Linked DNA regions of Homo sapiens: region 1 is linked to region 2. A link is an interaction called in ENCODE POLR2A ChIA-PET data of the cell type or tissue named here. Cell type or tissue: MCF 10A. All regions are shown on one strand. Links, peaks and the distances in the headings refer to the core of each region. The heading gives the core; the rest is flanking DNA.

Region 1 (16,434 bases), core at 5,739-13,738, 120 kb after region 2:
CTGTCTCCCTTGTGGACATAGCTTCCTCTGATCAATCATTGCTTAGATAGTTCCAGGTCCTGCAAGGAAGACTTTGCCATGATTCCAGCTCTCATTAGATAGTTTTATCTTCTCAATTCTGATAGTGCCACTTGCTCCATCCAGTTGTCTCTCCAGATTTAGCAGTTTCAGTGGTTTCCTGCTGTTGGGTTATTTTGTATCCTTTTTGGCTTCTAAGTTCTTCCATTATCTACTTAATTAAATCCCTATATTAAATTTCCTTTATTTGAAATACCTACAGTGTTTTCTGTTTCCTCCTAGATTCTGCCTAATACAAACTCAGACATCTGTTAATAGGCTGCTGAAAAACTAAATGCCCCTATTTAATAATATTTAGCAGAAAAAAATGAATGAATTATAGCTACATGCAACAAAATAAATATGTTTTGGAAACACGGAGTAAAAGGGAAAAAGCAAGTGCTTGAAGACTGCATCCAGCTCAATATCATATGTTAAACTCAAATAACAAAACAAAAACCAAGGAAGACTGAGCATTATGTTGTTAAAAGATGTATTTGTGATTAAATTATTTTTAAATCAAAACGATTAAACTACAAAATTCAAGACAATGATTACCTCTGATAAAAAATTTGGGATATGAAAGAAGCACCTAGATTTATTCATTGATATCAGAAAGGTTCTAATTCCCACGTTGTGTGGTAGGTTCAGGAATATTCTTCTTGTTGTTATGCTTCATAATTTGCAAGGGTGTTATGTGTTGTGGTAGGTAGAAGAGTGCTCCCCCCAAAAAATGTTTATATCCTAGGTTTCAAAACTTGTGAATATATCACCTTACATGGCAAATGGTACTATTACAGATGTGATTATGGTTTGTAACTTTGAGATATGGATATTATCTTGAATTAACCTAGTGGGCTCAATCAAATCATGAGGCCTTTAGAATAGAGACCCTCCCCTGGCTGTAGTAAGTAAAAGAGAGAGACAGAGAAAGAGAGAGAAATAATGGAAGAAGAGTAAGAGAGGGATTTCGACATTCTTGGCTTTGAAGATGGGGGAAGGGTGCCAACAAGCCAAAGAAAGTGGGTAGGTTGTCTACAGAACACGCAAAAAGGAAGGAGATGGATTCTCCTTAGAGCCTCCAGAAGGAATACAACCCTAATTGACTATAGCCCTGTGAGACTCACACCAGACTTCTATCTTAAAGAAATGTAACACCATAAGTTTTTGTTGTTGTTGTTTGTTTTTGAGACAGAGTTTTGCTCTTTTTGCCCAGGCTGGAGTGCAATGGTGCGATCTCAGCTCACTGCAACTTCCACTTCCCAGGTTCAAGCGATTCTCCTGCCTTAGCCTCCTGAGTAGCTGGGATTACAGGCATGCGCCACCATGCCCAGCTAATTTTGTATTTTTTAGTAGAGACGGTGTTTCTCTATGTTGGTCAGGCTGGTCTCAAACTGCCGACCTCGGGTGATCCGCCCGCCTAGGCTTCCCAAAGTCCTGGGATTACAGGCGTAAGCCACCGTGCCTGGCCAAGTTTGTATTATTTAAACCACTAAATTTGTGATAATTTATTATAGCAGCAATCAAAAGCCAATGCATATATATTATTTGCATATTATTTTCTGCTCCAAACATTATCCCATAACTTAAAAAAATTAACATATGTTGTTTTAAATGACACACATCAAAACAAAGTGAAACAAAATTTAAATGTAAAAAGATACAGGTATACATGTGTATATGTATACGTGTGTGTGTGTATATATATATAAATATATACATGTGACACTTTTCATATTAAAACTAAACAAGGATAGGAGTAGCAATGTCTAACAATTACCATGGAAAACAAGAAGGCTTAACAAAATAAAGAAGGCCATTATATAATGATAATAGATAAACTATATGGAATCTGTAATAATCATTATCCCATATTCACTGATGAAATAATGCTATAATATGTAGTAAAAAATAAAGAAAAATTGGGTTCTTTACATCATTCTTAGTCTTTAAAAAGTTGAACAGAGGAATTAGAAAAAAGACAATCATTGTAACATTGGTTATATATTGACATGTATATAGATATATACAGTATATATAGTTAACATTATATTCTAAACCAGGTGCACTTTTTATACAGTTAATGGTATTATAAGACCACAAATAAACTATCAATAAGTTATTAAAATATGAAACTGGTAGTCACATTAATTATCATGAAATAAAACTTGGTAATCAATTTTTCAATAGAATCCACCATTCATTGGAAAATTAAAAATTATTTTCTCCTTATTACACAGATTCAAATCAAAAATCAATTTTATAGTTACAGAAGATTGTATAAATGACTAAAATGCAGACATTGGGATGAGTTCTCTGTACCTTAGCGATGTAGCATGCAAACTTTTCCAGGAGAACCTTAGATTTAGAAAAGCACTGCAGTTAGAAGTGTGGGCACTGGTTTCACACTACCTGAGACTTGAACTCCACTTTCATCACTTGATAGCTGTAGGTCTTGGCAAGTTATCTAGCCTATTTTACCTGTTTCCTCATAGCTTCATTGTGGTAAGGGTTAAAAGAATAACTTCTGAAAAGTGTTCAGCACAGCCTTGGCACATAGCAAATTCAGGGAAACATATGCTGTTATTATTATATTAAATCTTCCCCCATTTGACTAAAAAACTGAGATATTTTATTGGGTATTGGATTAATAGATTATTTTAGTGAAAGTCGACATATTTACAATATTAAGCATCTTGGTCTTTCTATTAATTCAAGTCTTTGCATACATTACTCATCACAGTCTTAATGTTTCCTTCATAGGTTTTCCAAATTTTTATTGGAATGTCCCTACAGGTTCATTGTTAGGAATGCTATTAGCTGTTGATCTGAAATATTTTTATATCTAGTTTATTAAATGTTATTAGGAAAGGTTATTGAATTTTATCAAATACTCTTTCTCTTATTTTCCATATTTATGTGATATATGAACTGACACACTTCCAATATTATCCTAATTAACCCATCTTTGTATTATCGTTTAGTTGTGGTAAAGTTTTTCCTTTTATAATACCATCAAATTATATCAACAATGTTTTCTTTCATATCCTAATAATTACATTTATCAGTTATATTGTTCAATAGTTTTCTTTTTTTGTATTCTTTTAAATTGGGTTTGAATATAATAAAAATACCTGGGAAATTCCTTCTCTATGATTTGGAAAGATTTTTAGTATGACTTATCATATTTTGAGGGCATAAAAAAACTCTGCTTTAGGAAGCTTTATAGTTGTATTTGATTAGTAGCTTCTTTTCCATTTCTGTCTGTTTTGGTTTTCTACTTCATGAATCAATTTTAATAATTTATATAAATATCAGGTTTTTAAAACACATATGCTGTAAAGTTGTTTATATTTTTATTGAGAATTCCCTTACAGAAAATATGATTTGGAAGAGCTCATGGAAAATTTTCTTTGACAGACAAGCACAATACTTTTTTTTTTACTTTAAGTTCTGGGATACATGTGCAGAACATGCAGGTTTGTTATATAGGTATACATACACCATGGTAGTTTGCTGCACCTATCAACCCATCATCTAGATTTTAAGTCCTGCATGCATTAGGTATTTATCCTAATGCTCTCCCTTCCCTTGTCTCCACCCCCTGACAGGCCCCAGTGTGTGATGTTCCCCTCCCTGTATCCATGTGTTCTGATCGTTCAACTCGCGCTTATGCATGAGAACATGCAGTGTTTGGTTTTCTGTTCCTGAAGTACAAACTTCTTTAAGAGCAGCTAGTGACAAGCAGGATACATCAATCTCTTAGTTTAATTTAAAACAAAAACAAAAAGAAAACACTCTGGGACAGAAAATATAATGATCTTAAAATATCCTAGGGAACTTGCCTCTTCTAGCTGATGCTGCCAAGCTAAGCTTCTTCAGCTCATTAGCTTCTGCTTCATCTCAGGCAGTAGCTACCCATGTTGTTTATTGCTTTGGCTCCACTCCTGGTTTTCTGGATCCTTGTTTATTCCTTGGCTGTGATTTTCCCTTGACATCTCAGTTTCTTAGTAAGCTTATCTTATGAATGGGCTTCTTTGCTATTCTCTGGAGTAAGCTATGCATCTGTCTGTCATTATGCAGTACCAACTCTGGTTGCCTCACAGCAACCTACTCCAACTTTGGTGGCTTTTGATGCCAGTGCTAACTGTTCACATTCTGATAATCATTTTGAAACATTTTGTTACAACAATGAATGCTATATAGTGAAAAGATAACTGACGATATAAATGGAGCCTATTAAATAAGATGCCCCAAGCAATGTCATGGACACTACAAATAATTACATGGACGCATATATCTCTGTGGCATAAAAATGTATTGTACTCTTTAAAGCAACTTCCAAAATTTTCATTGGAACACTTAAAATAATCATGGGAGAAAGTTTTTATTCCACATTAGCAACTAGCTTTCTTTCTCTGTAATTTTTAATCATCCCTGATTTAACTCAAAGGAATTCAATATTTGTTGAGTAGGTATTAGAAGCACATTGAGGATTAAAACAGGGAAAATATATCAGCTTTACCTTTTTCAGTTCAGGAGGAAATATTAATAAATAAATTAATAACTACAAATAGAGCAATAAATAAAACTTGGATAAAGTCCACCTTTAAAGATTCTCTTCTGGTATTGATTCTAATATATACCTACCCTGGCTAGATAGACATTTTAAAAAATAGACTTTATTTTATAGAACAGTTTTAAATTTACGGAAAAATTCAGAAAATAGTACTGAGTTTCCCATATGTCACACATCTAGTTTTTCCGATTATTAACATCTTACATTATATGATAAAATGAATCTATATTGATACATTACTATTAACAAAAGTTTATACTTTATTTAGATCTTCTTCGTTTTTCTGTAATGCTGTTTCTCTGTTCCAGGATCCAATCCAAGATATCACATTATATTTAGTTGTCATGTTTTTCTAGGTTCTTCTTACTTGTGACAGTTTCTTAGACTTTCCTTGTTTTTGATTGTCTTTACAGTTTTGAGACATACTCTTCGGGTATATTGTAGGATGTCCCTCTGTTGGGATTTAATTGTTTTTCTCACGATCAGACTGGGGTTACAGGTTTTGCAGGAAGATTGCAGAGGTAAAGTACAATTCTCGCCACATTATATCAAGTATCCATCCTATCAGTATGATATATTGGTGTTGATGTTAATCCTGATCACTGTCTGAGGTAGTGTTTGTCAGGTTTCTCCATAGGTAAGTTACTCTCTTTTCCCATTTTCTAAACTGAACTCTGAAAGGAAGTCACTATCATCAGTTCCCATTTAAGAAGTGAAGAATTCTACTCCTCCTTCAGAGTGGAGTATCTACATAAATTTTAGGAATTCTGCATCATGTTTCTTCTCTCCCATATTTATTTATTTATTCAATCACATATTTATTTATATGATTATGGGCTCATGGATATTAATTTTATACTTCGGGTTATAATCCAACACTACTTTATTTTACTACTCAAATTGTTCCATCTTTGGGCATGAGGAACCCTTTCAGTTGGCTCCTGTCCCTGACATATCCCCATCAATGTGGGATTTATTTGAGTTCCTTACTTTCCAGAATTACACGATGCTCTAGGATCATCTAATATATTTCCTGAGCCTAGAATCAGCAATTTTTCCAAGGAGTCCTGGTTCCTGTTATTGTAGAATGACATTAGAAACCAATATCTGGGCTGAAGGTGTGCTTATTGCTTTCGGGTGTTGTTTTAGGCATTCTCAGCTGGCAAAGCAAATAAATATATGTATGTAAACTAACTCCTGAATATTCATACATCTATAAATATTTGTATATGTAACCATCTGTATTTGTATTAAGCTAAAACTGATGTTCCCAACTCTAATCCATTATCATATGGATTATTCTAGCCTCCTCCCATTGCTTATCTGTAAATTGCCACTCCAAAAATGAGGAACCTGGCTCCTATCATCCACTTCCATTTAAATAACTGTTTAATTCTGGTATACATGTATAGTCATATCAGAATTGGTAATGTAAATCAACAACTTTATTAACTAGAGCACAGTGCCTATGTGCAGTTTCTTCTATTGTTAGATTTTTAACCTTGCAATTCCAGTTATTTAGGTCAGCACCTTTTCCGCAGTCTTTCCCGTGAGATTGTTTCATATAAGTGTAATACAGTTAGATTATCTTGTCACAACCTTCATTCCTTCCTGGAAACCACCAACCTGCTAAATAATGTATTTTTTCCATTCCTCACAGCACATTTATTTCAGTAATTTTGTTATGTCGGTTCTTAGCATGAGTACAGTGTTACATGATTTTCATGCATATAATCACATCCAAAACAAGTTCTAAACTTTACACTGTAAACATTCTCATCATATGTAGAAATATTTTAATTGGTGTATTAAGTTTTGCTAACTGATCAAATTTGGAAGATATAAAATAATGTCTATTCTAAATTGTGTAGTGAGAATTGTTTGTTAATTACATTTCTACAATGTTAAATAAAGTAATAGGCAAATCTGTCCTGAAAGCATGTCAAACTTTAGGTAAAACATTAAAAAAGAAACAAATCTGTTAACAAATGAATGTCTGCAATAAAGAACATTAGATTTTTAAAATCTATTATCATACAAAAATATAAAGGGTAAATAGAATCTTTGTTGATAAAATATGAGGTAGCATGGATTCACCCCTTTATTGTCTGAGAAATGCAACAGGAGTAAAGAATATTTCCTTACCACAAATAATTTTCAGGATGATGTACATATTTCTTTTTGAAATACTTGTTTAAACAAATGTCCCTCCACTTTTTAGTACTGAAAAAGCCATTCCATGTGATTTAAAAAAAAAAAAAAACACTTTTACACATCTAGATAAAATGTGTAAAATGTTTGTATGTATTTAGAACATACAAACAAAATTTAATATCTTATTTTTCTATGCAAGTCTTGTGGAGAATAAACAGAGTCTTGATTCTGATAACACTGCAGAAAACATAATTTTCCAATGTGAATAATATTTTTTAATATGGTATACTTTGTTTCCCTCTTCCTGTTGTAAAGTTCTGTAGGTTTTGACAAATGCATAGTGTCACGTGTCTAACATTACAGTATCATACAAAATAGTTTCACTGTCCTAAAAACCCTCTGTGCTACACACTATTCAAACCTCCACCCTATCTTCTTAACCTTTGGCAACCACTGATCTTTTAACTGACTCTATAATTTTGCCTTTTATAGAATGCCATATAATAAAAATCATGCAGTATGTAGCCTTTTCAGACTACCTTCCTTCACTTATCAGTATGTATTTAAGATTCATCTACGTCTTTTTATGGCTTGGTAGCTTGCTCCTTTTCACTGATGAATAATATCCCATTGTATGAATATTTCACCGCTTATTTAAGAACATCTTGGTTTCTGGAGAATATGAATAAAGATGCTATAAACATTCATATGGTGGTTTATTGCAGACATATTTTAAAATCAGTTGGGTAAATACATAGGAACATGGTTGCTGGATTGCATGGTTAAATGATATTTAGCTTTGTAAGAATCTGCCAAACTGTCTTCCAAAGTGACTGAATCATTTTTTTATTCACCAACAATGAATGAGAGTTCCTGTTGCCACACATCCTTGCCAGCATTTCGTATTATCAATTTTTTGGACTTCAGCGGTTCTAATGGGAGTGTAGTGGTATCTCACTGTTGTTTTAATTTGTATTTCCTTAATGATAAATGATATTGAATATTTTTCCATTTTTTTTGACCTCTGTATGCCTTTTTTGGTGGGTGTTTTCAGATCTTTTGCTCACTTTTAACTGAGTTGCTTTTCTTTTTTCTTTAATTGTTGAGTTTCAAGAGTTCTTCGTATATTTTGGGTGTAAGTCTTGTAAAAATGTTTTGCGAATATTTTCTCCCAGTATGTGATTTGTTTCTTTATTAACAGTGTCTTTTGCATGGCAGAAGTTTAAATTGTTTTTTTCTTTTATGAATTGTGATTTAAGTGTTTTATCTAAAGTCTCATTGCCAAACCCAAGGTCACCTAGATTTTTTCCTGTATTTTCTTCTAGGCTGCTTATTTGTGTCAAATGGATTTAGATCAGCCAGGAAAGAGTAGGGTATCCCATTCTTATTGATATGATTTTAAAGAGCATATTTTCTGACAGTCTATGATTTTAAAAAACAAGTTTTCTCAGTAAAAGTGCAGCTATGAAAGACGTTGTTCTGACTCAACAGCAGCAGCCTGACCTTGGGAGAAAAGTTGTTTCCTGTTAACTTCCCAGCTGGTTTTATCTGTGACTGTTTTTTGTGTGTCTGTCTTAATTTGCAAAATGAATGGACAGTCTAATGTTTTACTTTTTCAGAGGGAGCAGATATTTTGCTTCCTCACCACACAAGCTCACCACACAATGCAGGGTTCTTAGCCTGCATCGACTTGATCATAACTCAGGAAAAGACAGATATTGGTCAATATTTCCTTCCAAAAGTGGAGATGATAAAGTAGAAGTATAGAAATCCTAAAGTCCAGACCTTCCTTGTTCAGCCAGGTTTTGCTCCTTCTCCACACACCTTTGTTCTTTTCTCCAACTTCCAAGGAATCTCACAAAGGAAGTGGGAAACAATGAACCTATTACTTCTTTCCTGCTTTAAATCCAATTCCACGTAGTCACGGAGACTGTTGGGCAGGATCTCTGGCTTGGTGGAAAGTGGGGCGTGCTGCCTAAAGTGATAGTTTGGAGGCCTTCTCTGTGCCGTCGCTATGGGAATGCCAGCTATATGTTGGCTGGGTGCGGGGCCCAGTCGCCAGGCCACACTGCACGCTTCCACATCCTCAGAGGGCCCGGGACTTGGGTCCTGGCCCCGCCCCCTGCGGACCCGGCACTCTGTCAGTTCCGTCCCCGGTCCTGGGAACCGCTCTTTACCCCACTCTGCGTGTCTGCCGGAACCTGGCTGGGAAGCGCTACTTGCTGCCCTGCCAGCCCGGGTGAGGGCGGAGCCAGGCCTCCAGCCGCGAGGACTGGAGTCGCGGGAGGTGGAGCCCCAGTCCGGAAGCCGGGGATCCGCGGCCATGACGGTGCCGGTCCGCGGCTTCTCGCTGCTCCGCGGCCGCCTTGGCCGAGCGCCGGCGTTGGGCAGAAGCACAGCACCCTCCGTAAGGGCACCGGGAGAGCCCGGGAGTGCGTTCCGGGGCTTTCGGAGCAGCGGTGTGAGGTACGAGGGCTGCGGGCGCCGGGTGCGGAGCCGCTGGCGGTGGGAGGTCGGCGGGGGCGCGGGCGGCGCTCGCGCGCGTGGGGCCCAAGGCTCGTGGGCGGCCGCGCGGCGGCGGGCTGGGTCGAGGACAGCCTTGTCTGTGAGGTGGCCTTGCCGGTCGCGCGGGCGAGTCGCAGTTGCCTCAGCTTGGGGAACGAAAACGTGCTCTGCTCTGGGCTCTCGCACCAGAATGTTCCATCTTTGCAGCAGGTGCACTTGATTTAGGAAGACATTTGAGGCACTAAGAAAAGGTAGTATAAAAACACGTGGTCGGCTTGGTCAAACATTTGTTTTTACTTTGGTTATTTTAGTGTTTCGTAAATAAAGGAGTAGGCGTTGTGCAGATGACTTACTAATGTTTGCGTTTCTGAATTCCTTTGTTAATAGTGTTGTCTAAGTCTTTTCCAACTCTAAAATTATTTATGGTTTCACAAAACCAAATATCAATCCAGATTTCTCAGTCTTTTCATGTATGGCTCTCCCTCCCTAAACCTCTGTCAGGTGATGAGACTTAGATTCATTACATGTCTTGGTTGCTGGCAAGAACCATGCAAATACAACAGGGTACGCACTCTTCTATCTTATGCTTTACCAGTCTTAGTTGCAAAATCCGTCTTAACAAGATGAAAATATATCTTCTTGACCCAGAGCTTGTGAGTCCAGAAGAGCCTCTGTTTTCAGACTTTCAGGGCTTCCAGAAATGCGCTTTCATTGCCATTTTACGTCCAAAATTGTGTCTCACTCGAGTTTTTGTATCCGCCAGTGCCCAGCACAATCCCTAGAAAAGCAATGACTGGTAACGTGGAAACTTAGATACTGTTTATTTAATTTAAATCAGTTAACTCCCTATTGTGTACATTTAGATCTTAGTCTCGAGTGTCTGAATTTAAAAATTACTTCCTATAGGATTTGCTTTGGACATAATTTCTTGTGACTAGGTCTTCCACAAGGATATGTGAGAAAATAACAGTGAATCAGAGTTGTGTAAGCTGTAGTAGGTTGGGTAAGAATGTTCCACTTAGTTTGGAACTACCAGCTAGATCTACTACCTAGGAAAAGCAGATTCTGTAGAATTCTATTTGTTTTAAAGAATTGAGGAAATTATTTGCCGTCACTCTAAATTACTTGTTTGTATCATTATTTTTTGAATTTCAGTTGTTTTAGGGGTGCTTTTCAGGGTGAGGATAACTTGTTTCAAATAGTACAACTTGATTAATTTCCCTGTCAGCTTGCTGTAAACAACTCCATCTCCCCATCTTCTCCATGACCTGCATACATTGAATGGAAGTCATTACAAACAACAGTTACAACCCCAAAATTTGGTTGTAGCCCCTTGCTTTGTACACACACACCAACTCATGTAGAATTCAAAACTTTTAAGTTACACATAATGACCTCTTTATAATTTAAAATAGTTGAGTGCAAAGGTTTTGGAAAGCTATTATCCCTATGCACTGTAAGAGTTACTAATTTCAGCCCGGCTGCTTTCAGTTCCACTTGATGCAGATTATAGTTATAAAAAAAGTAATATATTTTGATAGTTTTTATTTTTTAAAGAGGGCACTAGGCAAGTTAAGATAAGGCGGGGGTTTTGACGCCCTCTTTGTACTGAATACCATCTCTGAAGGTGAGGTTGGCCCCAAGGTTGAGAAACACCTGTGGACTGGTGGGTCTCGGGTGGGGAGGAATTCGGACAGTGTGTTGATGCTTATTGGTGTCTCTTTTCTCTTCTAGGACCAGCAGAGAGAAGAGATTCCATCTTCCAGAGGTTGCCACTGTCTGCCTCCCCACTTGTCCCCATCCACAGTCATCTTTTTTATATATATAATGACACATTAGTTGTCTAGTTCTTCATAGTTAATGTGGTTTAAGTCTGACATCTTTTCTTTTGCCATGAAATTTACACCTTAGTGTTATTCTCACTGAAAATTGCCTTTGAGTTTGATAAACTCTTATCCCAGTGATATTGACTGTTTTAAATTAACAGATTTATCACCATTTCTGAGCTGTGTAGGGCCTTAATTGAAAAAGTATCTTTGATTATTTTTTCACATTTTGGCCACATGCCTATAATAATGGAATATTTACAGTACTTTTTAGTGGAGAACTTTTTTAAGTAGAATTTCAATAATTAATGTTTGATGGAGTTTGGAAGTTACCGTATTTTGAAGTATCGTTTAACATTCTTCTCTCAATGAGTTTTCCTTTAAAATTTGCAGTGAATTTGTTTTCCTGTTTATGCATGAGAATTTAGGTCTTATTAATTGGGGGAAATTAATGTTAAAGTAATAAATAAGCCCTTGTTGCAGCTTATTGTTTCTTGAAATGAATTAACTATCCAGGCAAAAGGTTAAAAATGAAAAAAAAAGTCTTTGTAACTAAATTTTTCCCATTTTGTTGTGGTATTTGAGGAGTTTACAAATCAAAATGTCCTGGGTTAAAAGGCATCACATGAGTTTGTGCCCATTGCTTTTCAGTGTGAGGAGTCTGATAGCAGCCCATCCCATTTGGGTGGGAAGGTTATAGACCTTGCACATTAATGCCATGCTCAAAGCAGATTTGCAGGTATCCTGCAACACAGGGACTTTCACAAAACCCGCTTTGGCTTATTCTACCTGAACTACTTATTTTAATTAACTAAATGGATATCCCAAGCATTCCATGTTTATCCTGTTGCTCAGTGAATCCTCAAATCGTTAATTTGGTAGATTCTCTTTTTTGTCTTCATACTATTATTTCTTTTAGCTTTTAAAAAAATTGTGTACTGCCTACAGGTCTTTATGGAAGTTTCACCTTTCTTTGTGTCGCACTGGCATCGGCTGTATAATTTTTGCAGCTAGACCACATTTTAAAAAAATCTACATTTTTGGAACTAGTAAAAGATACTTATTTGTGTTATTTAAGTATTCACGTCTTTTACCGTGGGTAGTTAAGTTTAATAATTTAAAAAGACACATTTTATCAGTAACAATGTTCATTTTATTTTTCAGACTCTTCCCTCTACTACTTACTCTGTATTTCTGTCTCTTCTAATGACTAGGAAAGGCAGTTTCTCAAAATCATCTTCTATTTAGTTGGCAAATGTGATAATGTGGGTAGTGTTCCTACCTTCCTGCTGTATGTGTTCTACTGAAATGAGATATAATAGCCATCTGGCTACAATTTTGATTTCTAAGAAGTTCTTATGTCATTTTAAATTCAAAAACTAAGTGTTTCAACATTTGGTCTCTCATATCTTAAGTTTTATTTTCTTTGTTCCAGCTGTTCAGAGATAGTGTGTTCTAATATCTCCACAATCAAGATTTTTGACTAAAATGGATCAGTACATGAAAAAGAGGGACTAGTATTAATTTTAGATCTTGTTAGTTAATCATGGTCTTACTAATAATTTGGCAAGTTCTTTAATGAGCCAAATCTTTGTATTTCAAATGCCTTGAAGTTGTTATTCTTTCCTATTAGTACCCTGATGGGAGGATGAAAACAGCAGAAAGGAGCAGCACCAGATGATCTTTTCATGGGCACGTACTCTTTCAAGGAATCCCATGGAGCTCAGTGAAATTACACTTTGGCTTAGAGATAATTAAGTTGTGGAAGGAGGTTTAAGAGAGGAGCTTAGGTGAAATTTGAGCTGTAAATGAGTATGCTAAATTAAAGAAATGATTAGTAATAAATGAGATTTGCTATTAAGAAATTCACTTTGGATCTGAGACAACATTTTACATACAATGTAGAAAACTTTATGGTCAGAACAGAACACAGTCTGAACCTAAATTAACAGTAGTGTTAAAGAATTCAGGGCGGGATATTATCCAAGAAGGCCTAGCCAGCTGCTCCACTTAATGTTACATCACAAGTGGTTTCTGTGTTGCTATTGTTTTTATTAGCATTTCAATGACTGTGTCATATTACATTAAATCAATTGGCTCTAACTTACCTAACCATCTTGCTGCTTTTTATTGTCTAGTTCTTGGAAAATATGTAATAATTTACTCTCAGATTGAGGTCATGTCCTTGTCAATGTCATACCAACCAGGTTTGTTCACTGCATCATCTGAACGCTATGTAGGTTTCTATAATTAGGCTCATTAGAGTGTTCCTAGATCCAAAGACTATCTAAAGATCTAAAGATTCATAATTCTAAAGTGAGGGTGTGTGTATAGTTTACAACAGATGTTCTCTCCCCACTTTTTTTTTTTTTTTTTTTTGCTGTTTGTGATTAACTGGAACTGCAATGAATGCCATCATGCTTTTAAGGAATTCAGTTGTATTGTTGAAAAATACAATTTTCTTAATATCTAAGGAGCTCTTAGTCAGTGGTAAGCACTTTGCTGAGATTTTGCATATACAGTATGTCCTTCGATCCTCACAACAACTAAAGGAAGTAGATAGACACTATTACTATTCCCAGTTAACAGATTGAGAAATTGAGGCTTAAAGAAATTAAACTTGTCAAGTTGACACAGTAAATACATGGTGAAGACAAGGCTTGAACCCACATCATCTTTCCGGTGTTCTTCTCTACAAGCAGTTTATAATTATTGACTTATCTTACTTTTTCTTCTTTTTGAAACATTTATTAATATTAAATCTCATACAACTTTTGTGAATCTAGAAAGCTAATTTTGCATGTAAATTTTAAAATTATTTTGTTAGATTCCCTCAGTTTGAGATGTTCTTAACCTGGGACCTTATGGATAGAATTCAGAGGATCCATAAACTTGGATTGGAGGTTACTAACTTCTGATAAATTGAGCATTTTTTTTTTTCCATTGTTAGTGTTGGCAACAAATACATAATATCATCAGTACATGTGACTTGCTAATATAATTTACAGATATTTCAGTATCACAAAGTTGAGGCAGATACCACAAAACATCATCTGCACATCACTATTTTGTTATGGTAGTTAGACCTACCACTAGATCCTGTTATTTAATACTTTTAAAAAAAAGCATTTGATAATATTTCAGTAAAACTGGTTTTCCTTGTAATCTGTATTTTATATTGAATGTTTAAAAGGATTGTTCTGAGAAAGAGTCCACAGGTTTCAGCAGATAGGCCAAGAGCTTTTGTGGCACAAAGCTTAGCATCTAAGGTTCTTTCTGACAAAGTTAGTTTGAAAACAATGGATATTGTTTAGTACAGAGTCAGAAAGTTAACTAGTTAAAAAACTGGATACGAAGAAGAGTCATATATAATGAAAAGGTATTTTACTTTTTATTGATTTGCAGATGTAATTTCTAGTAAAATTACTTCAAGATGTGAATAGGGTACTTGGGGTATGAAACAAATTTTTTTAAAGAGGTCATAAACTTAACACTTGCAGGTATTCATTTATTTTAATAACACACTTCAAAAGACTCCCTATACTGGTGATTGGTTTTATTCCCTATGGAATTTTGCCCTGTTTTTGGGGGGTTTCATTTCTATTGTACAAACTCAAGACATCGAAGATATGCCCTAAGATATAAAGCAATTAAACTGTATGTTAGGGCCTGGGTAGAGCTTGGAATTGTTAATCATTCTATTAGGATTTTTCGTCTTTTTTTGTTTGTTTGTTTTGTTTTTTGTTTGAGGCAGAGTCTTGCTCTGTCACCCAGGCTGGAGTGCAATAGCACGATCTTGGCTCACTGCAAACTCTGCCTCCCGGGTTCATGCCATTCTCCTGCCTCAGTCTCCCAAGTAGCTGGGACTACAGGCGCCCGCCACCACGCCCGGCTAATTTTTTGTATTTTTAGTAGGGACGGGGTTTCACCGTGTTAGCCAGGATGCGTCTTGATCTCCTGACTTCGTGATCCGCCCGCCTCAGCCTCCCAAAGTGCTGGGATTACAGGCGTGAGCCACCATGCCTGGCCAGGTTTTTTCAACATTATAGAGATAAAATGGTTCATTGCAGCTCTAGTTGAAGTCGTGAATAAAGATGAGATTGAAACTAAGATATGGATTTGCCAAGTATACGAATTAAATAAACTCTTGATCTTGACTAGGTTTTATTTGTTGGTAAGCTACTTTTTTGTGGAAGAGTATTTTGATACATAGAAATAATCCTCCCCCTTTGTTATTTTGCTCTAGTTTATTAAATAAATCATTTGATTCTAATAAGCGTAGATAAGGTGGTTAGTTTATTTTCTGGAAGTACAAGTAAACAAGCCCATGGAAACAGCACTAAGTGCTGAAGACTTTCTGCTCTCATAATGTTTCTGGTTATCGAAATATGTCTCCATCTGTAATTTAGCAGAAACTAAGAGAAAGAGCCACTTTTGCAAACCAGCCCATGAACTTTTAGCCAAATCCTCTTATGTAATGTAAGGTCAACAAGAGAGTATTCCCATTATATAGATGAAGAAATTGCATGCCGTTGAGAGAAGCTAAGTGACTTGCCTAACTTTATTATTGCTACTAATGGTAACCCAGAGCTCTGATGCTCAGGACTTCTAATTTCAGGTGAGTAGTTTGTACTACATAGTGCTGCCCTGCTACTCACTAGCCACCACCTCCCTTCTTTAATTTTTGCCTCCTGATGAAGCCACATTTCGTGGCTAGCCCAGCAGTAGGCTGGGCTTTTGGAAGGGAGGGCACCTTTTCTTGCCTTTAGGGGAAGGTCATTTCTGCCTTTGTGGGAAACCACCTGAGCAAGTAATGACAGGGCACATCATGTAAACAATATCTAAGGGGTCAAATGGATTTTATTTTTGATATGCATTAATGGCAAGGTCACTATGTAATTTTTTTGGCCAAACTAGCACATTTTTTAGAGTAAAAAGGGGCACGAATGTAATGAAAATTATATATTTGGAATATCTATTGGCTTACAAATATATTAGTGAACTTATAGAATAGTTTCAGACCATTTTCAAAATTAACATTTTAAAAGATAATTTATATCCTTATGTGTTAAAATAAAAATTTATATTACATGAACATTCAGCATGAACAATTATTCCTGGTGCATATTCACATGCTTGAATCAGTTTCTTAGCTGTATCTTTTAACACCTTGATCCTGATAATTTTCTGAAAAAAGTTAATAAGATCTTATGCTTTGTTTATTTTTTTTGAGACAGAGTCTTTCTCTGTCACCCAGGCTGAGTGCAATGGTGTGATCTTGGCTCACTGCAACCTCCGCCTCCTGGGTTCAAG
Region 2 (16,434 bases), core at 4,005-12,004:
GCAGTGTAGTGTTGCTCTAACCATGCTTGCCTTGGGGAACTGTGCCTTACAACTGTGCCTTGGGGAATTGTGCCTTGGGGAACTTGCTTTGGGGAACTGTGCCTTGAGGAGCTGGGCTCAACTCTATTTTGTTGCCATTACTACTACTATAATGCAGATGTCTGAAGGTGGCATTAAATCTCTGGATGCATCCACTTAGTCATTTCAGAACATTTCATCAAGTGAAAATGTCATCCACTTGGCCCAGTCTTTAGTACATTTGTCCTCTCTGCCTGGTTTGAGTCCCTTCTACCTTCTGATAACAGAATCCTGGCTTTCCTTCGGAAACCATCTCCCCATCCTTCCAGTCTGGGTGGTTCAGATAGGTTGACTCTACCCTAAAGCTCCAGAAGTGAGCTGACATCCCAAAGTAGTATTGGCCATTCCTTTCAACCCTGAGCCACCCTGATAACTCAGAGGTGGACAAGTGATCTAATAAGCCTGGCCAAGTCAGAAAAATCCCCTGAGACCACTTTGGCAGGAAATGGCTGGAAAAATCATCCCTTGCTTCCTGCTGGATTATAGCTTGGAGCTTTGCCAGTGCTTTGCATAAAGTAAAGCCAGCACAGAGAAAGGCAGTTAGACCTGCAGTGAGACTGGTTATTAAAGAGAATTTTTGGACTCTAGGATCCAGGTTTATCTCATCTACACAGCAGTCAAATAAAGTAATGCTACTCTCTATTTCAAAGGGTTGTTATGATGAATGTGTCAATATTTATAAAACACCAATATATTTCATAAGGAAATGAAATAATTCCCATTTTCAGTAAGCCAATTTGAGTTGGTTTTTTTAACTGTCTGTACTGACTGCTTGAGTTATCTTTCTAACCAGAAGGGCATTTCAACTTGAATTTAATTCCTCTCTTCATTTGATTCAGCATTTGTATTGATCATTTTCCCAGCATTGTAACATAGGAATGAAATTAGGTGCCATAGATACAAAGACAATTAATATAGAATCTGCTACCTTCTAACTCTCAACACAATACAGGAGATGAATGTACAAATAGAAGATTTTAGAAGGGCCTGGTAAATACCATGACAAACTATGCACAAAGTATTAGGAGTAAGGATGAATATCTCATACAACTCTTATGGGTTAATGAGTGGGTTTCTGAGAGGTGTTACAGAGGTTTTCCTACAAGAAATCGTTACTTATGTGAGTTTTAAAGGATGGAGAGTTTTCCAAGTAGATGGGACAACACTGAGGAATGGAAAACGCTCCAGTAGGAGACAACCAAGTAATCAAAGGCATGAAGATTGGAAAGTCCATGGAAGTCCTAGAAGCAGCAAGTGACTCAGGTAGATGGAGTTCATCCTGTGGGCAGGGAGAGGAGAGCAAGTGAGGCAGGAGGGGCGATCAGGATTCCACATGGGAGGCCATGTGCCTGTAGGATCCTGCTTCTCTGTCAGTTTGGATGTTACCATAGCTGTGCAGCTTTTACGTGTGTCTCATGGTGCTTCCATGTCCCTTGTGGACAGATTCCTTTATTGACTATCTACCACAGGGAGAGTGGGAAGGCAAGAGTAACCTATAGGTTCAATGTATGTGTAGAAAATGAGGAATGGTGGATATTAAATTCAAAAGACATTTACTAGATGCATACAACACAAAAGGGATTGTGGTGAGTTTTGTAAAAGATAGTGGATAAAGCCAAAACTTAAACATGAAATTCTTCTTTGATTCTTAACTTGCACACTTCCTTCTGCAACATTGCTAGTCTTCTAATTCTGCAGTAAAGACATACTGATGATTTCAACAAACTATAATTATTTAACTTTATTGGAAATAACACCAAACACCATCTAATATATAGATGTGAACATCATTCCAAAACTTTTAAAAATTAGCTTTTAGTATAAGCTTTATATTTGCCTTTTCTTGAGATTGTTGTTTAAACTTTTGTGGAAGGTATTGAGTAATTAAATTACATTATGCTCATATCATGTAATCCAAGAAATATAGGAATGCCAAAATTACAAAAGAATATGTCAGAAAAAATACAGGAAATAAGCAAACATCTCTATGGAAACATTTTTATCATACTAGATGATTATATTGGTCATCATGATGACTCTGGTATTATGGAAGCACAATGTAGGAAGTTGAGATGAGTTATAAACCACAGCAAACATATCACACACAGTGTATGAATACATAGTTCAACTAAGACAGTTACAAATCATCCTAAAAAACTTTGATGATCAGAAAAGGTCTTCTGTAATGTTTTAACATTTTGAAATGTATTGATACATTTTTTATGACTCATCTATGTTCTCTTTGGAAAGACAAATGTGATTTATGCAATTGCTGGGTAAATTGCCAATATATGTCAGTCAAACCAAGTTGGTTGCTTATGTTGCTTAACACTTCTATACTGCTACTAAATTTGTGCTGCTTTACATATTAAGTGTTGAAAGAGTTTGTTAGAATCTGTAACTATGATTATATATCTGTCTATTGCTCTTTTTTGATCTCTTCATTTTGCTTTATGTGTGTGTGTGAATTTTTTTTTTCTTTAGAGACAAGGCCTTGCTCTGTCACCCAGGCTGCAGTGCGGTGGCATGATCATAGCTCACTGCAGCTTCAGACTCATGGGCTCAGTTGATTCTCCCACCTCAGCCTCACAAATAGTTTATATAATTTGATAATGTGTTTCTAAGTTCATAAAAGCTTAGGAATGTTTTGTCTCTTGTTTAGTTAACCCCTTTTTATTTTTAACAGTCTTTTTTATCTCCAAGACTATTTCTTTCCTTAAGGCATAATATATTAATTAGGCCTTCATTAGTATATCAATTTTTAATAAATATAATTTATATGAATAGCATATTAATAGTTAAGTAATAAATATATTAATATATCCAGGTCAGGTTTCAATATAGTAATATATCCATGTCAGCCCATTTGTATGTGATATAACACTATTAATTCTTTTAATTTCAAGCAACCTGGTGCCCAATTTGTTTTTACTTTTATTGTATTTTTATAATTGACACATAATTACTGTGCATATTGATGGGGTACATAGTAATGTTTCTATATATAATGTATAGTGAAGAGATCAGGGTAATTAGCATATCCGTCATTTCAAATATTTATCATTTATTTGTGTGGGAACATTTGATATCCTTCTAGCTGTTTGAAACTATTACTTTTAACTATAGGCATCCTACAGTGGTATAAAACACTAGAATTTGTTCCTCCTATCTAGATATAATTTAAAGTGTGTCTCTTTTAAGAAGCATAAACATGTCATATTTATGTAGTCTGATAATCTTTGACTTTTAATTGGAGTGTTTATTCTGCTTAAATTTACTATAATTCTTAATATAGTTGTATCTAAGTCTACTATCTGCTATTATATTTGTCCTATCTTTTGAAAAATAAACTTTTAAATTTGGAATAATTTTAGACTCACAAAAAATTTGTGTGGGCACAGAGAGTTTCTATATCTGACCTTTAGCTCAGTGTCCCGTAATGTTGACATCTTACATACTTGTAGTATATTTGACAAAACTAAGAAATTAACATTGGTACATTGCTGTTAACTAAACTCTTGTCTTTATTCAGATTTCATCAATTTTCCAATAATGTCCTTTTTTCTATTCCAGGATCCAATTCAACATACCACATTGTATTTAGTCCCCATATCACTTTTGTCTCCTTTAATCTGTGACAATTTATTGATTTTGTCTTGTTTTTCATGACCTTGACAGGTTGAAGAGTACTTATGAGGAGTTTTGTAAAACGTCCATCAGTTTTACCACCATAAAAATCAGTTCAGATTTTTATGATGTCCTTGTTGTGATTATACAAAGGTTATGCATTTTCTGGAAGAATATAAATGGAGTGGAAGTGTCCTTCCATCACATTATATGAGGGGGTGCGTAATATTCACATGCCATAATTGGTGACAGTAACCTTGATCACTTGGTTAAGATTGTCTGCCAAATTTCTCCACTGTAATTTTTTTTTCCTTTTTCTTAGTCTTTTCTTTGGAAGCCAGTCACTAAGTCTAGCTACACGCACCTGGAGAGGGGAATTAAGCTTCACCTTCGGGAAGGAGGAGACTATACTCATATTATCAGCAATTCTTCTGTAAAGATGTGTCTCTTCTGCCTTTGATCCATGTGTTGGTTTATTCCTCCATTTCTGTCTTCTTTTGTATTAGTCGGGTATTTTCTATTACACTATTTTATGTCCTTTTTAGATTAAGTCCAAAATTTTGCATTTTCCTTTTAGTTGTTGCCCTACAAATTACAACATTTGTTCTTGCTACAATTTTTTTCTTAATACTTTCTCTAACAATTGAAGAGATATGTTATAGTCTAAACCCACTTATCTCCCAACCTGTCTTTTGTGCTATTTTTGTCATATATTTTACATTACAGTATCTCAATAGGTCATTTTTTTTAATATCACAATTCTTTTTAGTTCTAAGGCAGAATCAACTTTTCTACCTTTTGCTCCCAACCTTGTTAAACGGGAAAGAATTGCATAAGTATTTGAGAAACCGTTTACCAAAAGCATCTAGCAGATCTAGCAGACGCCCATGTTAAAATATCAATAACATTCAAAAATTTGTAAAGAACTAGTTTTGAATAACAAATTGGTCAATGTGAAAAACAGCTAAATGTTATACAAAATTAGAATTATCAAAGTGGTTGGGGGGTAGTATGTACTTTCTAAAAGCATCGGATAGTCCGTTTTGAATAAGAGAAATATAAGGGAAGTGACAGCTAGAAGCAGGCACAGATTTAGATAGAACCTGCAGCCTAACTGTATAACACCTTGGGTGCCTGGGAAGAACTAAAAGTCAAGAAGAATTTTTTGAAAAACCACATAAGCCTTTTTTTTCATAAAACTTTTATTATCATGTCATTTGTACAAATGTAACAGTAATGATAAATTCTCTTTTCCAAGGGAAAGAGAAACGCTGCAGAATGGACATTAAACAAGGCATTATGCCCTACAAGCAAGACATAAAATGTCTAAGGGAAACTTCAGCATAAAAATGTTGAACACATAATGTGAGATAATTTGAATAAATAACAACTGACATTCTTTTTTTAAAAAAAAAGTATAAAAAATAGATGTGTACATACATTCCCTTACCCTAACAGTGATCCACTAATTGCTTGCATTTCAATCCCCCCACCCTCCAGTTCCCCACCCTGTCATTTATCAAGGTGGCTGACACATTATGGTCTCCCACTAAATATTAGTTTAATGACACATTTAAAACCCATCATATTCCAATTAAATAATCAGGACTGAGCTATGTTTGATGAAACACACTCACATCTTTAAATAACAGCATGTAAAATATTAAAATACAAGCTTTCAAAAATAAATACATAAATAAGTAGAACCCTCGTAAGAAATAGTCAAACACATTAAGTCCTTTCCAGCTGTCCCTAGAAAGCTGCTGTTCTCTTTTTCATTTTCAGCTCTGGTAAGGGCAGGGACCACCCTGCAGGAAGTGTCAATGATACGCTGATAAGCTTCTTACTTCTCTCCTGTCAGTTGGTGCTCCCCCTGTGATGAGAAAAGGGTTACTGTTGCAGGTGCTAAGGAAGGCTGCTCTTCTGTCACTCTGAAGTTGCTTGGAGGGATGTCCCCATGCAGACTCTCTCCCAGCCCTCCACTCAGGGAAGGTCTGTCTGTACCCACTGCCTTCTATAGCAGAAAACTTGCACTCCTGAATGCTTTTTTTTTTTTTTTCAAGAAAGAAGTGGCTGTGGACTCAACTAGATTCTTGGTTTGAAAAAGCCAAAACATATTGGTCACTGATTGTCACATTGGGTTAGAAATGTCCATTCATGATCTCCCTTAAGCTGCACACAACCCTATGAAATAACTACCATTATCTACCCTATTTTGCTAAAGCTCAAAGAGATTAAATAACGTTGACAGGGATCCTAGCCTTGAACTCACTGAAGGTGTTACTGCAAAGTTTCTGCTCTTCACCAAGAAGGCTTACAGGCCCAAAGTGCCCAAACCAGACATTGCATTTTTCAGGTCTGAAGCCCATTAGGGACTGAGGTAAACGTCCCAAAACAGGCAGGGGGCATTTTGGCATTGTTAGTCAAATTTACTTAGTATTCTAGAAACCCACATTTACCCTCCCAGGGGTTAGGCCTGGAAATGGAAGACACTGAAATACTGAAATATCCTCTGGCACCAGAGCAGATTAATAACCTTAATGGCAACTTTAATTGTGAAAATAATAATCACAATTTCTAGTCCTTCAGCTAACTCTTGGGGTTCCCTGATTTTATTTTTAGGGGGCAGATGCCAGTATTTCTGACCAACGGCTCCAGTCGCCTGTGTATATGGAAATTACAACTCACTTGTTCAGTATCTTTTCGATGATTTTCTGAACCATGGGGGATGCGGGGTTGAGACAAGCTTTCTTCCCATTCTTGAGTGTGGCTCTGCAGAGAGAAGGGAATTCCGTGAGACAGGAGGTCGGGCTGGGGACAGGGTTGGGGCAGCGGGAGAGTCGGGGACCCCAGCGGTGGCAGCGGAAGCGCGGGGCGGGACTTACATGACTTCGGTTTGGGCGCAGTGGGGTCCGGGGGACCTTACATTCACACTTTGGATGTTCTTGAGGTGAATTCCCTGCAGTGTCTGCAAGCACTGGCAGCGCAGTTCAGTGACCACGGACGCTCCTAGGGAAGAATAGACTCGCTGATTGAGCGGGGCTGTCGGCGCGGGGCGCCCACCCCAGCCGCGTCCGGCCCGGGGACCCCAGGGCGCCGGGACCCACCTGCTGCGCGCCGGCTGGCGGCCACCAGGAGCAGGAGCAGCAGCGCCACCCGCAGGAGCCGGGGATTGCTGGGGGCGGCGGAGAGCGTGGCGTGGGCCATGGGGCTCAGCAGACGCGTCGGGAAGCTGTGCGAGAAGCGGGAGAGCTGGCGGGGAGGTGCCTGCGACCCGGGCTGTGTGGCTCCCCAAGATCGGCGAACCCTTTTTATGCATGGTTGAGACTGGAAAGCCCGGAGCGGCCGGGCCAGGGAAATTCCCGGAGCTCCAGATCGATCCGGAGTCCCGAAGGAAGGCGACGGCCCCGCCCCCGGGGTGGAGTCGGATACGGGTAGGGGGAGCCCACTGGTGACGCCTACGCCTCGCCCTCCAGAGTAACCCCCGTGCACTCTGGGACTTTGGGATATTCATTTTCTGCCCCAAATTCCTGGAGAGGCAGTGAGTCCACCTCGCTGAAGATACAGCCTGTGAGGGGGGACCTTAGGTCCCCGATGACCCCCCGCGTACGGGGTAGGGTTGGAGGAAAGAGCTGGGGGGACCCGTGAGAACCAGGACAGGAAAGGCACGACTTCTTTAGAGGAAGAGAGCTTTGTCTCCTTAGTTATCAGATTTGCTGGGGACCCGGAGACAGGCGAGTTTTCCCTCAGCTATCCTCTCTCTATATAGTCTATCCTCTATGTTAACCTCCCGGTCTCTGCCTCTCTCATTTTCGGTTTAGCGTTATTTCATGTACATCTAACATCATGCTCTCTGTGAAAGTACAGCCATCGTCTCGGATTCCAGAGAAGAATGTTCTACTTGTTCCTTGTTTTGCATATTCTCTAATCACACTTAGAATACCTTGTTTACGTTTTCCATTTGGTGGCAACAGATTATCAGTGTCAAAATTTGAATTCAGTGTTAGTGTCCGTGGAAGCCAGGGCTGTATAACATGACCTCTTCTTTTGTATCCTGCATAACGTCCTTCCTCCCTCTGAAATGTTGGAACTTCCTAAATCCCCTGGAGACCTTCTCCCAGTGGGAGGGATTCAGATTTGATCTAGAAATATGACACTGGCTGTCACTCTGAAGCTGTGGAGGGGCTGGGTCCAGCAGGATCATGGGCTCAATGTTTCTGGTTCTGTCTTTGCGAATGACACTAGAGAGTAGGTACCTGGTGTGCAAACACCATTCCCACTGAAGGAGCAAACAGCTGCCTGCTGATGACATTTAAACACCAGATCACACATAAAATCACATTTCATTTACTATAGAATTTTCTGGTATTCAGCACTGGGGGATCTTTCTCTGGAAACATTAACAGGGCACTTTTTTTTCTCGTCTGGATTTTCAGTCTTTTAACCTGACACCTTTGTCCCTTTTTCTAGTTTTAGATAATGTATTTTGATTTGTCATTAGGTTTTAGAGGGTTTAAGTGTGATTCTACAAGTTGGTCTCAGACCTCTTTGAGACGTGGAGTAGGATGGAGGAGAGGAGAAAGGAATGGCATCTGCCTGAAGCACAGGGCTCTACACAACCCAGCTCAAGGGATAAGAGTCCTTGCCCCTAACCAAACACAGAGCGTGCAACTGTGCTGCCTGTATTTAGTTGCAGAGTATCACTTGCAAGTTGTTAAGCCTCTCTGTGCCTAGCCCAAGGTGGTTATGAGAAATGAGTTAACATTTGTAAGAGACAACATGGATTAAGTGCCTTATTAATGGTTGTTAAATAAATAAAATGGACTATTTCCATTTTTAAAAGGCTATTTCTTTCCCGACATTGCCTGAACAAAAACTCAGCCTGCTATGAATTCTGTAAAGGAAAAAAGAAGAATCTAATGGAAAGTTTTACTCCCCAGTGTTTTTCACATTTAAAATTTTCTGTATCCCTTACTGCCACCCAACTCTCCCTGTCTCTAACTGATATAAAGCAGTGTGAGTCCTTAAGAAATCAAAGCACATCCTAGAAAGAAGAATGTTCATATAAACACCACAATCCCAGTTTCCAAAATGGTCTTGTAGTTACTGGTGCTCACGGGTATCTGTGATGTCATTACAATAATCTTGGACAAGGGATAGAAAGGTGTGCTAGAATGTCCTGTTACTTTAAAATAGACACTATAGGTAATATATATGCTCCATTCTTTTTCAATAATTTCCTCTCTCACATCTCCCTGACTACTTAAATTCCTTGAAAGAAAGGATAGATACAGAAAAAACATTGACCCAATGGAGGCCAAAATAGTGTCCCAAATGTCTTCTGCAGTTTCAAGCTGTAATAAATGCTGCAAACTTATAAATGAAAAATAAAGTTCAATTGGGAATTTATAAAAAACAAAAAAGTTAAATGTTTTTAATTTAGGAAGGCTTTCAGAAAGGAAGACACATCTGTACTTTACCAGGAGATGCACATAGATGGGAGGTCATTAAAAATTTGCTTGTTTTTCTTCAGCAAACATAAGGTAAATGATAAGAGCTTACAAGATTCTGGGTAAATGTGGAACATGCTGCTTTTTTATTTAATAACTTCATGCTATGGGCAAGTTAAACCTCTGCACCAGAGACAAGGGGCAGAGAATTTATTTAATGCTCTTCTAAGCATTTTACAAATATTGACTCATTCAATCTTCCAAACAATACTGTGAAGTAGATATTAATTGTTATCTTTATGGGACTTAATGGTTACAAACAAAGGAACTGAGGTACAGAGAGATTAAGTCACTTGCTTAACTTCATACATCCTTGAGGCTGGAAATCAAACCCAGAGAAAATGGCTCTTAACCATTAAACTATGGTAAAAATGCACTGTGATATATAATTAGTACTTTAAGGGGAGGAAGGATTTTTAAAAATGTATTTGTTCTTGACCTAGTTGAATAGCTTAAATTTACATATTTTAAAATGAAAATACATCAAAACGATAATATATCTTTGTAGTTTTGTTTCACTAACAGCATAACTCTCTCCTGTGGCATTGATGTAGCTCATTATCTTTCCTTAAGGTGCCCAATTCTGAAGAATAAAATAGGCACTTTTCCATGGAGAAAGCTGACAAACTACTTCTTTAAAAAAATGGTGAAGATAAACGTCTTCAGTGTGATGTCATATGGATATCATGTACCCACTTGATATGATGTCATAAGAATGGCATAAGCAGGATGCCTCTTTGGTACCACTTCCAAAAATTCATCACCCAAATCTAGTTATGATAAAAAACATTCTTCAAACTCATACTGAAGACTCCTAAAGCTAATCAGTACTCTTCAAAACTGTCAAGGTCATGAAAACAATAAAAGACTGAAAAACCATCACAGTCCAGAGGAAACTGGAGAAGTGACAACTCATTGCAGTGTGGTAGTTTGGATAGGATCCTGGGACAGAAAGATGATATTAATGGAAAAGCTGGTGAAACACAACTTAGTCTGGAGTTTAGTTAAAAGTAACGTGTCATTGGTGGTTTATTAGCTTTAACAGACGTTCCGTGCTGTTGTAAAATGTTCACTGTCAGGGAAAAAGGATGAAGGGCACACAGACACTGTATTATCTTTGCAATGTTTGTAAATTGAAAATTGTCCCAATTAAGTTCATTTTTTTCTAAGTTTATTTTTCTAAATCCATTTAGAATACCACCAAAATGAAATCAGGGCATGTGCATGTTTTACCTGCTAGCTTTCTAGACAGGAAATTGAATTTTGATTTAGTACATATTTGCTCAAATATGAAAATTCAAAATATCTGTTGCCGCAGTTTGGGCAGTTCATCATGCTTCATAGTGTTAAATACTTTGCCTTCAGCATTATGTTTTCCAGATCTCTCATTTAGTTCTTATAACTGAAGAAAATCAGAAAGTGTTTGCTATCATGCTCTCCAGACCCAACACAAGGAGAGTGCCAAGAGAATAATGCAAATGAAACATGTCAAGAGGCCGTGGACATTTGCAGGTTATGCAGAACTTGACTCCTGAGGAAAATGTCATCAGAATCACTTGTTTTTGTAAATGAAGTATAAAGGAGAGGATTCGTTGTTGTTGGTGGTGGTGGTGTTTTTCCCTAACATGCCGCTTGTATCAATGAGATCTTCATAAGCCAAAGCTTATAATGCTGTTGACTACAAAAATAAATTGTCTTGTTAGAGCAAGTGTTTCTCCAAGCCTATTTTCTTTTCAACAGTTGAATGCCAGAATTTTATGCAGTCTTTAAACTTATTCAAGCAAAAATTCTTAAAGAAATGGAAGAATCTTTAAAAATGGAAGCTTTGGTGGCCAAATTCCATTTGCCCTGTAATCATTATGGAACCTTACAAAACTGGCAGACGGTCAAATCTCGGTGCTCACATCTCCTAGGCCACCTGTTCTCCAGTCACTGCTACAACACTAGCTGCCTGCAGATGTCACCTGGAAACTCCTGGCCTCAGCTGAATCAGGTATCTTTCACTTTGTGGCCCAGTGTTTCTCTGTTGCTGCCAGGAAACATCCCTTTCACAAGAGGAACTGGGGTCAATGGATAAATGTTTCCCTCTTTTGCATGTTTTGGGCAGAAATTCTACACCATTTCTCAGAGGGTCCCCAGTAGAATTGAACTCCAGTTGCCCATGTCCTCTTTTCCTAGTTTGTTCTTCCCAGCTTTCAAGTCCTCTGCATTGGTAATATGTCCCCAAATAAATTACCTGCATGGCAGGCTCATGACTCAAATTCTGCATTTTGGAGGAGCCTAAACTTAGGCACTGCTCCATCCTGAGAAATAACCATGCTCAAATAAGGAGGGCAACCCTGCTCTGCCCCAGACTGATTTAGGAACTTCTTCCTCACAATTGCTATCCCTATTTCCCTATACTCATCTCTTCCAATGTAATGACTCTGGCTCAGAGCAGAGAAGAATGAAGATGTGTGAACATGACATTAGATTCCTGAATCAGTCCACCTCCACAGTCCAAGGCCATGGTGCGTGCTGAATTCATGGTCCTCTCTATTTAGCCTCCTGGAGACTGCTTGTCTGGCAGCTTCTCTTTCTTCCGGTACACTTAAAATTAATCTATGCATATAAGGCACAGTGATAGGTTTAGTAGAAGAGACAAAGTTGGATCAAATCCGACTTCTAACACAAAATTCTTCATTTAATCTGTCTACTTTCTTTTGTAATGCCAGATCATTTATTTTTCTGTTCCTGGTATAATAATCTCGTGATATGATCAATATGCAAGTACTTAAAATCATTCATGTAACACTGAGAATCATTCAATATTTTAGCTTTGGTCGGTTTTCTTGGGTGGGGGGTGGAAGAATGGGCAATTATTTGTATTTAAAAGTGTTTTTATAAATTGTTTTGCCTCTTCATTTTGTTAAGATTGTTTCCTAAACTTTCTGGAAGTGGGATTCATTAAATAAATAACATCATGATCATATATTATGAAAACAACAAAACATAGGATTGCCAAAATTGCAAAAGAATAAGGAAATGAGAAAATGTCCCTTGGAAATAATTACATAAGAAGTTTGTTTTGAAGATTAAAACATCCTTATGACTTTAGTATTCTGGAAACAAAATTTAGGAAGTTAGAAGATGAATGTATAAACCACAAATGAAAATAGCATGCATAGCATAAAAACACAGATTTCATCTAAGAAAAGTTTGAGTCATCATAAAAACTTGATCTTAAGTGTCCTAACCATAACTTTTTTTTTTTTTTTTTATGCAGAGTCTTGCTCTTGCTCTGTTGCCCAGGCTGGAGTGCAGTGGTGCAATCTTGGCTCACTGTAAACTCCGCCTCCCAGATTCAAGGGATTCTCCTGCCTCAGCCTCCTGAGTAGCTGGGATTAGAGGTGCACGCCACCACGCCCAGCTAATTTTTGTATTTTTAGTAGAGACAGGGTTTCACCATGCTGGTCAGGCTGGTCTCGAACTCCTGACCTCGTGATCCACCCACCCCAGCCTCTCAAAGTGCTGGGATTACAGGCATGAGCCATTGCGCTTGGCCAATCCATAGTATTTGTCAAGGTTATTTATTGTCCAATTTTTTGGTCAGAAATATTTTTGTTTTGATTTTTTCCTTCTGGGTTCTGTCCTTATATTCAGTAAAGACTTCTATACAATGCTGGTTTCAGAGTTGCTCTACTGGTGTGTTACTGAGCTAGTTCATTGATTGACATTTTTGAAGTAGTTAAAGACAAAAAATACGGGATCCAATTAGACATGGTGGAAATTATAGTGAAAATGGGGAAACAAGAGCTTGGTTGTGTGTCATTACTACTGTATGTTATACATAGAAGTAAATGTCTTCAATCAAATAATGTTTAATGTGCTCATATTAGTATCTGTGTATGACTGGAGCATGTGGGTGGACAGGTTCTTAACAGAATCCCTAATAGTTTCAAATGTGAGTCTAATTAAAATATCAAACAAGTCACTGACAGGAAAAATAGCATAAGGCCGTTGGAATGTCTATGACTAACTTGGTGAGACCTGTGAGCCTAACAAGATCAGGAGTTGGGAAAATGGTGTCTTTAATGTTCAATCAACTTTCTGTTAGCTGGGTGCCTTATCCTCAGTACCCACCTGCGCTGTTACATTACAGCACTAACTGCGGTATTATTCCTCTTCATGTAATAAATATTTGACAAACATTTATTTAGCACCTACTCTACCTGGCATTTTTCTGAGATCCGGAATGAAGAGATGAAAAAAGCTTGACACTTACTCCCTGTTTTAAAGTAGAAAAACAGTCAGATAAATGAATAATCACAGTGCAACTTAATAGGTATTCTGATGGACATAAGTACAAATTTCTTTATGCCTTGTTTCCTAGTAGTTTCTATAGTCATCCTTAGATTGAAAAAAAGACTGATTTTCCAACACAGCTGATAGGTAAAACGGATTTTTTCCAACTCTGCTTGTTGTCCGCTCTACTTTCAGTTTTTATTGCCTCTAATTACGGCCTCTGGATAATGATATAATCCCCATGTTGTGTCTGACTCAGTGAAGAAATAAATATTTGGAACATTTACATCCAAGATGTATTTACTTTTCTTCTTTCCTTTACTAGGAAGACAATTAAAACAGGCTGTCCATCACCACATGTCCTGTATGTTTTATAATCTTATAGACACACTGGTTGACAAACTGTGGGATTTTTAATTTCTGTAAACTTATGGGGTGCATGAGAAATTTTGTTACATGTATGTAATGCATAGTGATCACATCAGGATATTCAGAATGTCCATCACCAGAGTACAATACATTTTTATTAAGTACAGTCATCCTATGCTGCTATCAAACATTAAATTTATTCCATTTATCCTACTGTACATTTATACCCTTTAACTCACTTTTCTTCATCCTTTCCCTTCCCTCCCTTTTACCCTTCTCAGTCTCTTATCTATTTTTCCTCTCTCTGCCTCCATGTGTTCAAATTGTTAGCTTCCACATATAAGTTAGAACATGTGATGTTTGTTTTTTAGTGTCTAGCTCATTTCACTTAAGACAATGACCTCACATTCCACCCATGTTGTTGTAAATGACATAATTTCATTCTTTTTACGGCTGAATAGTATTCCAGTTGTATATATACATACTTGCTTTATCCATTCTTCCATTGATGGACAATTAGGTTGATTCCACATCTTTGCTATTGTGAATAGTCCTGTAATAAATACGTAAGTGCTGGTATTCATTTGATATATTATTTTCCTTTTGGTAGATACACAGAAGTGGGGTTGCTGGATCAAATGGTAATCCTATTTTTAGTGTTGTGAGACATTTCCATAGTGGCTGTACTAGTTTACATTCCCAAGAACAGTGTATAAAAGTTCTCGGCCAGGTATGGTGGCTGACGCCTGTAGTCCCAGCACTTTGGGAGGCTGAGGCAGGCGGATCATGAGGTCAGGAGATGGAGACCATCCCGGCTAACATGGTGAAACCCCGTCTCTACTAAAAATACAAAAAATCAGCCGGGCGTGGTGGCAGGCGCCTGCAGTCCCAGCTACTTGGGAGGCTGAGGCAGGAGAACGGCGGAAACCTGAGAGGCGGAGCTTGCAGTAAGCCGAGATCGCGCCAGTGCACTCCAGCCTGGGTGACAGAGCAAGGCTCCATCTCAAAAAAAAAAAAAGTTCTCTTTTCTCTGCATCCTCACCAACATTGTCATTTTTTTGTCTTTTTTAATAATAGCCATTCTGACTGGGGTAAGATTATACCTCATCGTGAGCTTTATTTGCATTTCTCTGATGATTAGTGATGTTGAACATATTCTCACATACCTGTTGGCCATTTATGTCTTCTTTTGAGAAATTTCTGTCATCTCTTTTGCCCACTTTTTAATGGGATTATTTGTGGAGTTTTTTTCATTTTTGTCCTGTTGAGTTGTTTTAGTTGCTTGAATATTCTGGTTATTGGTACCTTTTGGAAGAATAATTCACAAATATTTTCTTCCATTTGGCAGGTTGCTTCTTCTCTCTGTTGAGTATTTCTTTTGCTGTGCAGAAGCATTTATTTCAAGTAAGTGCAGTGTGTTTATTTTATTTTTGTTGCCTGTGCTTTTGAATCTTAGTCATAAATTATTTGCCTAAACCAATGTACAGGAGAGTTTTGCCTAGATTTTCTTCTAGTATTTTTATAGTTTCAGCTCTTATATTTAAGTCTTTAATTAATTTTGTGTAGTTTTTTTGTATATGGTGAGAGATAGGGGTCCAGTTTCATTTTTCTGCATGTGGCCATCCAGTTTTCCTAACACTATTTATTGAACAGTGTATCCTCCCCTAAATGTATATTTTTGTCAGCTTTGTCAATGATCAATAGGCTGTAAATATGTGGCTTCATTTCTGGCTTCTCTATTCTATTCCATTGCTCAATGTGTCTATTTTTATGCCAATGCCATGCTGTTTTGGTTATTATAACCTGGTAATATATTTTGAAGTCAGATAATGTGATGCCTCCTACTTTGTTCTTTTTGTTCAGGATTTCTTAGGGTATTGAGGGTCTTTTTTCATTCCATATACGTTTTAGTAATTTTTTAAGTTCTGTGAAGAATGGCATCAGTATTGCTTTGAATCTGTAGATTTTTTGGGGCAACATGGTCATTTAAATAATATTAATACTTCTGATCCATAAGCATATAAAGTGTCTTTCCATTTGTTTCTGTCATCTTCAATTTATTTCATCAGTGTTCTATAGATTTCCTTGTCAAGAACTTTCACCTCCTTGGTTAAATTTATTCCTAGGTACTTTAATTTTGTTGCTGTTGTTGATAACTATCGTAAATGGGATTGCCATCTTTATTTCATTCTTAGCTAGATCAGTATTTGTGTATAGAAGGCTACTAATTTTTGTACATTGATTTTGAATCCTATAATTTTACTGAGTTCATTTATCACATCTAAGGCTTTTTTTGTTGTAGTCATTAGGTTTTTCTACATATAAGACCATATCATCTGTAAAGAGGGACAATTTGACTTCCTCTTTTCCAATCTGGATGGCTTTTATTTATTTCTCTTGCCTGATTCCCCTGGGTGGGGCTTACATTACTATGTTGAAGAGGAGTAACGAAAATGGTCATCTTTGTCTTGTTTTAGATCTTAGAGAAAAGGCATTCTCTTTTTCTCCATTCAGCATTATGTTGGCTCTGAGTTTGTCATATATGGCTTTTGTTATTTTAAGGTAT

What was found. Peaks named below come from ENCODE experiments on the same cell type or tissue, not always from the same donor. Only the 100,000 strongest peaks of a DNase experiment are listed, where the experiment ranks them.
Region 1: POLR2A ChIA-PET joins it to region 2 with 11 read pairs; 2 of 35 experiments call an interaction of 5 or more read pairs at or near these places.

Annotation. Positions count from the first base shown.
Region 1 is chr4:74,149,026-74,165,459 of GRCh38, forward strand. It overlaps MTHFD2L (methylenetetrahydrofolate dehydrogenase (NADP+ dependent) 2 like), which reads left to right and starts at 9,093. Exons shown (of 8, transcript NM_001144978.3): 1 at 9,093-9,256. The coding sequence starts at 9,114. RefSeq lists enhancers at 8,232-8,990, 8,991-9,747, 15,761-15,890. In MCF 10A, for the core only: no CTCF peak of the experiment used is centred there; DNase peaks (open chromatin) are centred at 8,986 and 10,256.
Region 2 is chr4:74,031,700-74,048,133 of GRCh38, forward strand. CXCL3 (C-X-C motif chemokine ligand 3) reads right to left here and starts at 6,990. Exons shown (of 4, transcript NM_002090.3): 1 at 6,813-6,990; 2 at 6,591-6,714; 3 at 6,394-6,477; 4 at 4,890-5,578. The coding sequence starts at 6,912. The coding sequence ends at 5,563. LOC105377275 (a long non-coding RNA gene) reads left to right here and starts at 7,246. Exons shown (of 2, transcript XR_938875.3): 1 at 7,246-9,248; 2 at 9,789-10,923. In MCF 10A, for the core only: a CTCF peak has its summit at 6,883 (motif pointing left); a DNase peak (open chromatin) is centred at 7,052.